Regions from separate parts of the Homo sapiens genome. Here region 2 is linked to region 1. The links are chromatin loops, found by intact Hi-C in ENCODE. Cell type or tissue: GM12878. All regions are shown on one strand. Each heading gives the region's core, and the rest is flanking DNA. Links, peaks and the distances in the headings are about the cores only.

Evidence for each region. Peaks named below come from ENCODE experiments on the same cell type or tissue, not always from the same donor. Only the 100,000 strongest peaks of a DNase experiment are listed, where the experiment ranks them.
Region 2: it touches region 1 in a loop (4-fold over the local background); 3 of 110 quality-filtered maps call a loop at or near these places.

Annotation. Positions count from the first base shown.
Region 1 is chr10:80,596,998-80,602,377 of GRCh38, forward strand. All of the region lies in intron 4 of SH2D4B (SH2 domain containing 4B), which reads left to right. Among named protein-coding and RNA genes, the nearest start is that of LINC02655, 50 kb to the right of the region's middle. In GM12878, for the core only: a CTCF peak has its summit at 2,595; DNase peaks (open chromatin) are centred at 1,354 and 2,524; H3K27ac peaks cover 477 bases.
Region 2 is chr10:80,660,049-80,665,428 of GRCh38, forward strand. No RefSeq gene overlaps it. Among named protein-coding and RNA genes, the nearest start is that of LINC02655, 13 kb to the left of the region's middle. In GM12878, for the core only: CTCF peaks have their summits at 2,798 (motif pointing right) and 4,217 (motif pointing right); DNase peaks (open chromatin) are centred at 2,953 and 4,229; H3K4me3 peaks cover 519 bases.

The DNA of each region.
Region 1 (5,380 bases), core at 308-5,307:
AAAAATAAAAATACAGTATAGCAACTATTTACATAGCATTCATATTGTATTAAGTATGATAAGTAATCTAGAGCTGATTTAAAGTATATGGGAGGGTGTGCATAGGCTATACGCAATCCCTACACCATTTTATAAAAGGGGCTTGAGCATTCGCAGATTTTGGTATTCATGAGAGATGGGGAGTGGAGGAGGGGTTTCCTTGAACCAATCCCCTGAGGATGCCGAGGGACAATTGTACATCAATTGAGCTCCTACTGTATGCCAACCATTGTATTAGACATATTTCCTCCCCTCAAAATCTCAGCCTGGAAAAAGAGGCTTACATGCCCGAGTTACAGTTCAATAGGTAGGTGTGCCAACATAGGTTTGTATAAAATACATGGGGAGGCCAGGCACAATGACTCATGCCTGTAATGCCAGGACTTTGGGAGGCTGAGGCAGGTGGATCACCTGAGGTCAGGAGTTTGAGACCAGCCTGGCCAACATGGTGAAACTCCATCTCTACTAAAAATACAAAAATTAGCCAGGCATGGCGGTGTGCACCTGTAATCCTAGCTACTTGGGAGGCTGAGGCAGGAGAATCTCTTGAACCCGGGAGGTGGAGGTTGCAGTGAGCTGAGATCGTGCCATTGCACTCCAGCCTGGGCAACAGAGCGAGACTCCATCTCAAAAATAAATAAAATAAAATAAAATAAAATAAAATACACGGGGAGAGAGTGAATCCCTTTCAGAAGGGAGAGCATTTGGAAAGGCCCTGCAGAGGAAATGGCATTTGGTTCAGGGAAAATGGGTGGGCGAAGAAGGTGGGACAGGGTGTCATAGCAGAGGGAACTGTGTTGAGCAAAGCAAGATCATTGTGTGCATAGGTCATGGCACGTGTTGCAGTGTGGTGGCAGCCTGGGGTTCTGGTGATGAAAAATGAGGCTTGAAAGATAAGATGAGAAAGAGTTTAAAAAGCATTCATTTAAATTCAGGATGAAAGAGGAGGCAGGTGGAAAGAGGAGGCAGAGCAAAGGTTTATACTGACAAAAAATCGTGAACCATTACAAAGTTGTCACCCGAAGCTACTGCAGTGTGTGGGAAGGAGCACTGGACTGGGAGTCCTGTGCTAGCTCTGCCCACTTACTAGTGTGGCCTTGAGCAAGCTCTTGCTCAGTTGCTCAGTTTCCTCATTTGTAAAATGGGGTTAATCATGTTGAGCTGAGGCCTGTTGGGAGGGTGAAATGAGAGAGAGGAAGTAACAGTGCTTTCTAAGTTGTAAAGGTCTGTGTTCATGAAGTGCTCTTCTTTTTTAGCTACACAATGGGACGGAAAGTTAAGAGCAGGGCTGGTTTCTCATTAGGGATGGAGAATGGAAATCGTCTGGCCCAGGAGCTGCTTGATTGCTCATTAATGTACGGTGTGGCAACTGAAAATGGGAAAGCCTCTGAAAACAGAAAAGATGTGATCATTCAGGCCCTGTGGTTTTAGTTCCTCATCTTAGCCTTTCTTAAAGAATGATGAGTTAAACTCCAGAGCCTGTCATTCACATTCAACAAAACCATTCTGCACTCAATTAATTTAATATGAAAGATATAGTGGGCCATTAATCTATGGGGGAGCAGCAGTTTTTGATAAAACACCCAAATTAAATTTTCCAAGTTAGAAAAAAGGGAAATTATCCCATTTAGTATCACTTGAATACCATTAGTTATTCAGTTCAACAGAGAATTCAGTCAGTTATTCAGCAGAGCTCTGGCTTCTGAGACTCTCTGAATACATCAGGCACAGAAATTCATTTCATAGTTTTTCAACTGTGAACTTGTAGGAGTGTGGAGTTAGATAACATCTAGTTGCCCAGAGATTTAGAGATGAGCTAGCCTGACTTGAGAAATGATATTATTTGTAAAAACTGGACATTTATCATTGCTACTGTTACTAGGTTAGAAATGTAAGCAGGACTTTGGAGTTGTCAGAGGGACTTGTGTTCACCTGTGGCTCCTTGACCTGTGTCATTCTGGTTGTGGCCTTTAACCAACAATCTGCACACTGGTTGTCTCACTTCTTGCCAGGTTTTTGACAGAGCGGAGTGGGAAACGTGGGCTCAGGCCCAGGTCAGGGTCCAGTGATATGGGTTCCATTTCCTTTCTTCTTAAAAAGGAGTGCGCACCAGAGTCGGGGTCAGTGATACTAAAATGCTGTAGGCTTGAGACAGGTAGAGCCGGAAGGGGCTAGTGGGGGTAGAGTCTGGGCTGGGAGTGGAGTGGGCACAGCAGAATTTTGGGCTGGGAGGACAGCTGAAGGAGAAGACAGAAGAAGGGCTTTCTCTATCCCTTGATGGGATGGGACATCGTGCAGTTTCTCCTTGGACATAACTGACTTGAAACTCTCCTTGAACTCTAGGTGCCACATATTTTTGGTGTTATAACTCAGAATAATGCTAGCCTGAGCTCCCATGTGGCCGATTAGTGTCCTGCTTAGGGTCCTCTCTCCTCTTGAATTAGCTCAGGAATCCCTGGGGGCTTTATGGTTCCCCAAAGCTGAGTCATTACAACATTCACATGGGTGTGAAGTGCTCTGGTCTTAAGGAACTCCTGCAGTGGCTCCTGGAGGCCACAGGGGGTCACTGTTGGCAGCCATCAGGCGTTGCCCGCAGGCTTCAGGACCACAAGGGTGGTTGGCTGCCGACCTCAGAAGCCTTGGATAAGGGTTGAGAGAGCCCTTTCCCTTGGCCCAAGTTTAGCTGTTGTCGAACTTTGCTTACCTCGTCTTGAGTGCCAAACCCATTCTTCCACCAAGGGACCATGGCTCCAGCAGGCCGAGTCACAAAAGGCCTGTGTGATACCCTTCAGCATCTCGGCTGCCTGTTTTCCCTCCCTAGGGGTCAGAGGCTTTTCCTGCTCACACTTGTTTTTTCCATTCTCTGACAAGAGACCCTGACTCCACACATCTCCTCTGCTCCCACATCACTTCCCCACCTCCACTCAGGGATGGACCCTTTCTAAAGGTGCCATTTCAGCTTCTTTATCTCACAGTAAACACGACAATAACAGATAATATTTAATAAACCTAGCCCATGCCAGGGCTTTCCAAGCCCGCCATGTACTGTCCCATTTACATCTCAGAGCAACCCAGTCAGGCCCCCACTTTATGGACAAGGAAAGAAGGTGTAGATAAGGTAATTCAGGTTGCCCAAGATCACACGGAGCAGAATTTAAACACATGCACTTTCACATACAATTCAAATCTTTACTGATTTCTTTCCCCATATTATAGGATGGTTCATTAATTTTCAGGGACATTGTTCTATTCACCCAAGGGATTACTACAAATTAATGTTGCTTTGAAGCATGGAGTTTCTCTGCAGGATGTAACCGGATCATCTGAATTCTACAGGACACTGAGCTTTTTCTGTCTGGGCAGGGGAGTAGGGTGGGCCTGAGATTTCTGAGCTGACCCGGTTGGTCTGAGTTGGTGAACACAGCTGCACAGAGGCAGGTTTGTAGCTTGGTGGGAGCGTGGTGGAGCTACAGTGCAGAGTGGCATGTGTGTGTGTGTGTGTGTGTGTGTGTGTGTGCTGGGGAAGGAGCCCACTGAGCTGAGAAAGTAAGGAAAGTAGGCAGGGCACTTCTCAGGGCCTTACCTGGCAGGCCAAGGTGTTTGTATTTTCTGTGTGCAGTGGGAGCCACTGAAGGCTTTTGAGGAAGAGAATGGTAAGATTAGAGCTGGGCTTTAGGAGAATGGGTTTAATCTTTGTGTGACAAATGGCTCAAGGCCCCACCTGTCTGAATTCCAAAAACCCGGCTCCCTAGTCTGCATACGATTTCCTTCTGTAGCCTGCCTGCCTGTCTGTCACTGAATGTCACTGTCTCTCAGGGGCTGTAATCTTCCAAAAGTCACGGTCCTTGTAGGGCACGAGCTTCTAGTTTTTAGTTTGCAGTCAAATGTCTGCAAAGCCCATCCCGGGGCATCCTGACCTTGTTGGAGCCTTTCGTCACAATACAAGGCTGGTATCATGGTGTTCTTAGGGTCTGGAACTTACAGACCTCCCTTTTGAGTTTTAGAAGCCGCAACATACGGATGTCTTCTCAGGGCCACTTGGCAGACACAAGGCCCTTCCTTGAGGAACACAAAAAGTGGAAGGCCAGAGAGAGGGGTGTCTTGGAGTCTTGTAACATAAGGAGTGACAAACCACTGAAACCTCAGTTTTCTCTCTGGAATGGCCTCTTCCCTTTTCTTTCTCTGGAAAACTCTTATTGATCTTCCCACACCCAGTCAAATTATTTCCTGTGATGGCTGCTGGCTCCCCAGCAGAATGCGAGGCTGCTGCCCCTAAGCTCTGACAATACTTTATTGGTCTCTTTTTTAAATGATGCTCACTACTTTCTTCATTATGCTAGAGATATTTGTTGGTCTTATTTTCTCAACTTGCCCCTGAGTGCCTTGAAAGAAGGATTTGCTTCACTGTTATCTCTGTATCCAACTCAGGGCCTAGTGCAGCACTAAATACTTAAATTGAGTCCAATCAGTCATACAAAAATACGTATCGCCTGCCGACTGTGTTCTTGGCACTAGAATATAGCAATGAATAGACCAAAGCAAACTCTCCACCTGCCCTCGTGGAGTTCACAGCCTAGTGGATATTCTGTATGGGACACCCATGGGGGCACTTCCATAAATACCTTCTGAGGGACAGACTTCATGCTGCCTTCTTCAGATCTGGGAGATGTTCTGTTCCCAGAAAGGGTTCTTTGACAACTTGTGAAGTAGAAATGCTTTCTTTCAGGAACAGGTCTACTGACCTTTATCCTGCAAATACTCACAGTGCAGTTCTTGGTAGGTGCCTGCTATGCATGTCTTGAGTGGCACTGGAGTAGAAAGAAACTAAGATTTTACTCTGAGAAGAGAAGGTGACTCACTAGGGCTGGGGCATTAGCCTGGTGCAATTAGAAGAACAAGGCCAGCAAGAGGTTTTTTTGCAAAATAGTTGGATTTTAGAGGCAGATAGGGGCCTGCCAAGATGCAGTGAGACTACAAAATAATTGGTTTTAATTCCAGAATTTGCCTCTAATGGGTTTTGTTCCCTTTCCGGCATTTTCCAGGTCCCAGAACTCCCATTTGAGATTTAGAAGCACAGATATCTTTTCAAGGCCACTTGGCTGAGACAGGGCCCTTCCTTGAGGAGCACAAAAAGATGGAAGAGGTCGTGCGTGGGGGTTCACTCTTATAACCCCAGTACTCTGGGGAGGCCAAGGTGGGAGGATTGCTTTAGCACAAGAGTTCAAGACCAGGCTGCACAACATAGTGAAGCCCTGTCTCTACAAAAAATTAAAAAACTTAGATGGGCATGGTGGCGCACACCTGTACTCTCAGCTACTCAGGAGGCTGAGGTGGGAGGATT
Region 2 (5,380 bases), core at 279-5,278, 63 kb after region 1:
GGGAGCAGACGGCCTCATGGCTCTGCCCCATCCCCAGTAGCCTGTTTTGCCCTTGCTGCTACTGACACGGCACTTTCAATAGCCCACGGCTGCTGCTTCTCCTCAGAGGACTGTTCTAGGGTAATGGAGTCACTTTGCAAGGAGGCGTCTCAGAGTTTATGTTTCCACCCTCCTTCTCCAGCCCTGGCTGCCATGAAGACAAGCCATTCAGGTACGGGGTCTGGAAGCCCAGATACTTGCCTTGGGTTGGGACAATGCTGAGGCATAGCTTACCCTCTTGAGTTCCCCTGGGGGGTCAGTCTGAAGACACCTTCTGCTTCAATTTTGCTTGAGATCATTCCCTGGCTTGGCTTCCTCCTCTTCTTGTCCTACCCACTTCCCTGCCCCCGGCTCCCTCACCATCTTCCCTGGGAGAACGTCCTTCATAAATCACATGTGCGTGACATGACTCCTCCTCTCAAGGTCGGCTTTGGGGAGCTTTGTCCTGAGGCAGTCATAGAAACTTAGAAAAATACGAAACCATGTGATTAAGTTTAAGGGGTGCTGGGAGAACAGTTCAAGGACTCGTGTGTGTGTGACACACGGAGGAAGGTGTGTCAGGGAAGGCTTGGTTCTACCGTGATGCTCATGGAGCATTGCTGATGGTGGCAGCGCAGGAGCAGGCTCAGCCTGCAGGGCCATGGCATTGGCAGTGCATACATTGCTGGCTTCAGGTGCTTGGAGGTGGTGGCAGAGGGTTCATCCCTGGAGGGTTCTGCGCTATAGTCTTGCTTGTGGTTCTGACTGTGCTTTTCTTCATCCCGTCCACCTATCTAGCTGCTTCCTCTAGGCTTTCCGGTAATACTGTGAGTTCTTTCTCGGCCTTCCTCTTTCTGTTGCAACAAAGAGCCCTGCCTAGTCCTTGAGTCACAAGTTTGGCGAGGATTGAGGAAGGGGGAAAGTGAGTGGCATGTGAACAGGCACAGAGTTGTGAAAAGGCACCCTCTTGGGGAGCTGCAGGAGTTTGGCATTACTGGGGTTGGAGTCAGGGGTGAGCTGGAGAGGGCTGGCCGCCAGTACAGAAGGATCGTATGCACTCTAATATGGAGATTAGAGTTCTAATCTAATATGGAGATTAGAGTTCTAATCTAATCTAATATAGAGATTAGAAACCTAGGTTGTTTCAGTCACTCTTTGCTTCAAAATGTCATCCAGATGTGGACATAGGCCTTCAACACTACGGACCTAAACTCTTTGACTGTGGAATACATTGCACTCTGTTTTATTTACAAATGGACGTTTCTGTAACATCTGCTGCCTCTAACTTCCTGGATCCATGGATACAGAGCTAACAGTAGAGAAAGGCTCTCCATTTATCTTAAATTCCAAGCTCTCTCACACAAGAGGAGCCAAGGGAAGGGGGATGATCATTTTCAAAGCACTTCACATTCTGTGTCTAATCTGGATGTATTATCATCATCATCTCACTTTACAGATGAGGAAACTGAGGCTCAAATAGCTTACCAAACTGGTTGAGGTTGCTCAGTTACAGAATACTGATGCTAGTGCATGAACCCAGACCCTCCGGCTCCACAGCATCCAGTCTTTCCCTATGTGCTCTTAGATGATTTATCTGCAGGTCTTGTTTCATTGTCTGCCCAGCACACATGTGAATTACAGCTCACCTCCAGTGTGGTGACAAGGCATCAATCTTATTTCTTCTGTGTCTTTCTAGTTTGGATGTGAGAGAAGACGTGCATTCATCAGGGGTGACTGAAACCGCTGCTAAGGATTCAGCTCTAAACTGACTGTAAGCCTCTGGGTTTGTAGCTAAAGGTGGGTCCAACCTTGGCAGCCAGGGACTAATAAATGAAACTATGACATCCATAAGCTTGAGATGCTGTGATTTACACTTTTGTGTAAATCAGTATCCATATCTAGTATCCACTGGCAGTGAGTTGCTGAAGCCATGAACCTATTGGGAAAAATCCATATGATGGTGACAGTCACCACTTACTGAATGTCCACTACATGCCAGATACCACACAAGGCACCTTTATATGCTATCTATACAGTCCACACAAAAGTGCAGTGAGGTAGGTGGGATCATGCCCATTTTCATATGTGGAATTCAAGGTTCAGTATATTTAAGGACCTTGTCTGGAACCACACAGCTAGCAAGTGGAAAAATTGAGGTTCACACAATTTGGTCTGACTCCAAAGTCCACGCACTTCCATCTAGAATCTTGCTACTCCAAGTCTTGTGCTTGGACCAGCAGCATCACCTAGGGGCTTGTTAGAAATGCAGGATCCTAGGCTCTCCCCTAGGCCTAGCTTACCAGAATCTGGATTTTCACCAGATTCCCAGGTGATGTCTATGCACGTGAAATTTCAAGGCACTGTTCTGGGCTGCACAGCCTCAGCTTCGTCCTTTCAAGATCTTGTGGATGGAATCCTGATTGCCATAATCTCAATTGAGCATGAACACGACTCTCATGGAACCTTTCCTTTGCCCTCTAGTGTGGAGAGTTGTCCCATTTTAGTCCCCTATCTTACCTAAGGATCTTCAACCACTGGGGACTGGCCCAAAATCAATCAATCAATCAATCAATCAATCAATATCTATCATTCATCTATCTATATCTATCCTATCTATCTATATCTATCTATCTATCTACCTATCTATCTATCTATCTATCTATCATCTATCTATCATCTATCTAATCTATCTAATCTGTCTATGTCTATCTAAAAAGGAGGGGCGGCCAGGCCTGTGATACTGTGATATTCCGTTTGGCCAGCAGGGGGCACCCGCAGCATCTCCCACGGCAGCCTCTTGAGCAGCAGGGAGAAAGCTGGGAAGTTCAGCTTCCTGCCTGTAAGGAGGGTGCGGTGGACGGATTAAGAACAACGCTGGGAAGGAAAAGCCTGCCTGTCAGTTTGCTCCGTGTGGAGCACCCGGCTTTACAGAGCTGTGCCGCAGAGGTGGAGAAAAGCTTTTGTCAATGTGTGTGTTTCAGAGTAAGCGATGGATCTAATCCCTGGGAAAAGCCCATGCTCGTCTCTACCGGCTGCAAACCAGCCCTGGGAGGCAGGCGCGTGTGGTCGGGAGGCAGGGGCCTAGCTTCTAATTTTGGTTGTGCTAGTAACTCACAGCGGGACTTTGGGACTTGGTTCTTTTTCTCAGCCCTAGTTCCCTGGGCTGTCTGAGACATAAAGTGCATAAGATCACCTCGAAGTTCTTTTCAAGCAGTAACAGTCTATGAAGTCATAATTAAAATGTCCTAGGAGAACGCTCTCTACTTAAAAGATTTTTTTTTTGTTAAATCAAACTGTGCAAAGCTAATTATCACTCCTTAATTCGTCTATTTTATAATTTCCATTTTTTCTACTTAAGTTTTCTTTTTTTGGTGTAAAAGTGAACATTTATTTAAAATATGAAAAGAAAACACAAAACACCAACTGAACAAGCGCCAAATACCACAAACATCCCCAAACCCAGAACGATGACATTGTATTTTTTACAAAATAACTTCCTAACACATCTCTATAAGAACTTTCATCTTCCTACAGTTTTTCTTTTTCTTTTTTTTGGCTTCATATGCTGTAGTCATCTCTTCATATATTGCAATTTTATAATATTTTTCATATAAAAAATTAAAAAGATAAGCCAACCTTTTCTCTGAGTTGATAAACTTTTGTTTTATTATTGATCGTTGTATGTGATTCTGAAGCCATACAACTTCAGATACTGACTACTCATTGTTTGTAGTGTTGCTACAGGATTGTACTTTTCAAACAGCAAATCTGAAAGATCATATTTCACCCAATTCCCATCAACAAAGAAAAAATTGTTGCATTTACAGCTGAATACTCTGTGTTCTTGAATATATTCTTGAGAGTCGAGAACTTCCATTTTGACTAAATGCCAGTGAGAATTCCAGATTGTGGAATTAATTGTATATATTTGATGACTTAAAGATTTTTTCACAGATTTAACTTCTGGCTCTGTATATTCTAAGCCTTTTTTCCCCTCCATTCCCATTTACTTCTGGTGCCAGGTACAGTGGGACACGTTCCTAGGGCGACAGAACTGGTGGTCCTGTACCTGCAGGCGAGGGTGTCAGATGAGTGGCCTGGGGAGGAGTTCTGGAAACCATTCCCACGACAGGCTTGCTCCCTGCAAAGCTGTGCGGGGAACTAGGGGAAGTCCATCGTCACTGCTGAAGGATTTCTGCCTGCAGGGGGCAGTGCAGGCCATTGGCTGTGGCTGTGCCAGGCTTTGACTTTACCCAGGAAAGGCTGCAGAGGGATGGGTGACTGGAAAATCCTCTTTCACGTGTAAGTTTTTTTCACCTCTCCTGAGCTGGTTCAAACTTCAGTGTCATTTCCCTCCTCTCTGATGTGTCCTTTGTTCTCACTCACTACTCTTCTTGCCACATTCTGAAAGTCTGGAACATTCCCAAAATCTGCTTGGAACAGACGTAGCTGCATCCTCTTACTTCAAACTACAAGTTGAGGATCAGCATAAGAAAACGAAGCTAATGTTTTGTTTATTCTATTCCTCTCAAAGATATGTCTCAGGTAGGTCTCCCTGCCTGTGAGTTTCCAAGTTTTTTTTTTTTTTTTTTGAGACGAGGTCTCACTGTTGCCCAGGCTGGAGTGCAGTGGTGCGATCTCAGCTCACTGCAGCCTCAACTTCCTGGGCTCAGATGATCCTCCCACCTCAGTCCCTCTGAGTAGCTGGGACTACCAAGTACGTGCCACCATGCCCTGCTAACTTCTGTATTTCTTTTGGTAGAGATGGCCCAGGCTGGTCTCAAACTCTTGGGCTCAAGCAATCTGCCCGCCTCAGCCTTCCTAAGTACTGGGATTACAAGTGTGAGCCAACATGCCTGGCCGATTATCTAAGTTTTTATTTTATTTTATTTTTTAATTAAACCTCATAAAAGGATGTAGTGAGCCAAACTCAGAATGAGGAAAAGTCTGTTAAAAAGGTAAACTGAGGCACAATAAAATTTTTAGAGTTTATTTGAGCAAATAATGATTCATGAATTAGGCAGCTTCAAACCAGAAGTGGTTCTGGGCAGCTCCACCAAGGGAGGGGCTTTCACAGGCACATGGAAGTAAAGCCAAGAAAATGTTTGATGGGTTAGTTGGACAGTTGCCTTGTTTGGTCTATCCCACTGGAAAGTCCCTCATAACAATTGTTAAGTTTTTGGCTGTTTCTGATTCGTTGAGCTTCAGTTTTGTTTTTCTTTCATGTAGGCATTTACAAGAAATAGCCCAAGTTAAATTTTGCTTATATTTGCAAATCAAGCAAGGTTAGAGTCACTTATAAGGCCTAACTGGTTTTGTCTCCGCAGGGATTCTTCAGGCTTGGCCCCCATTTTAATTTACT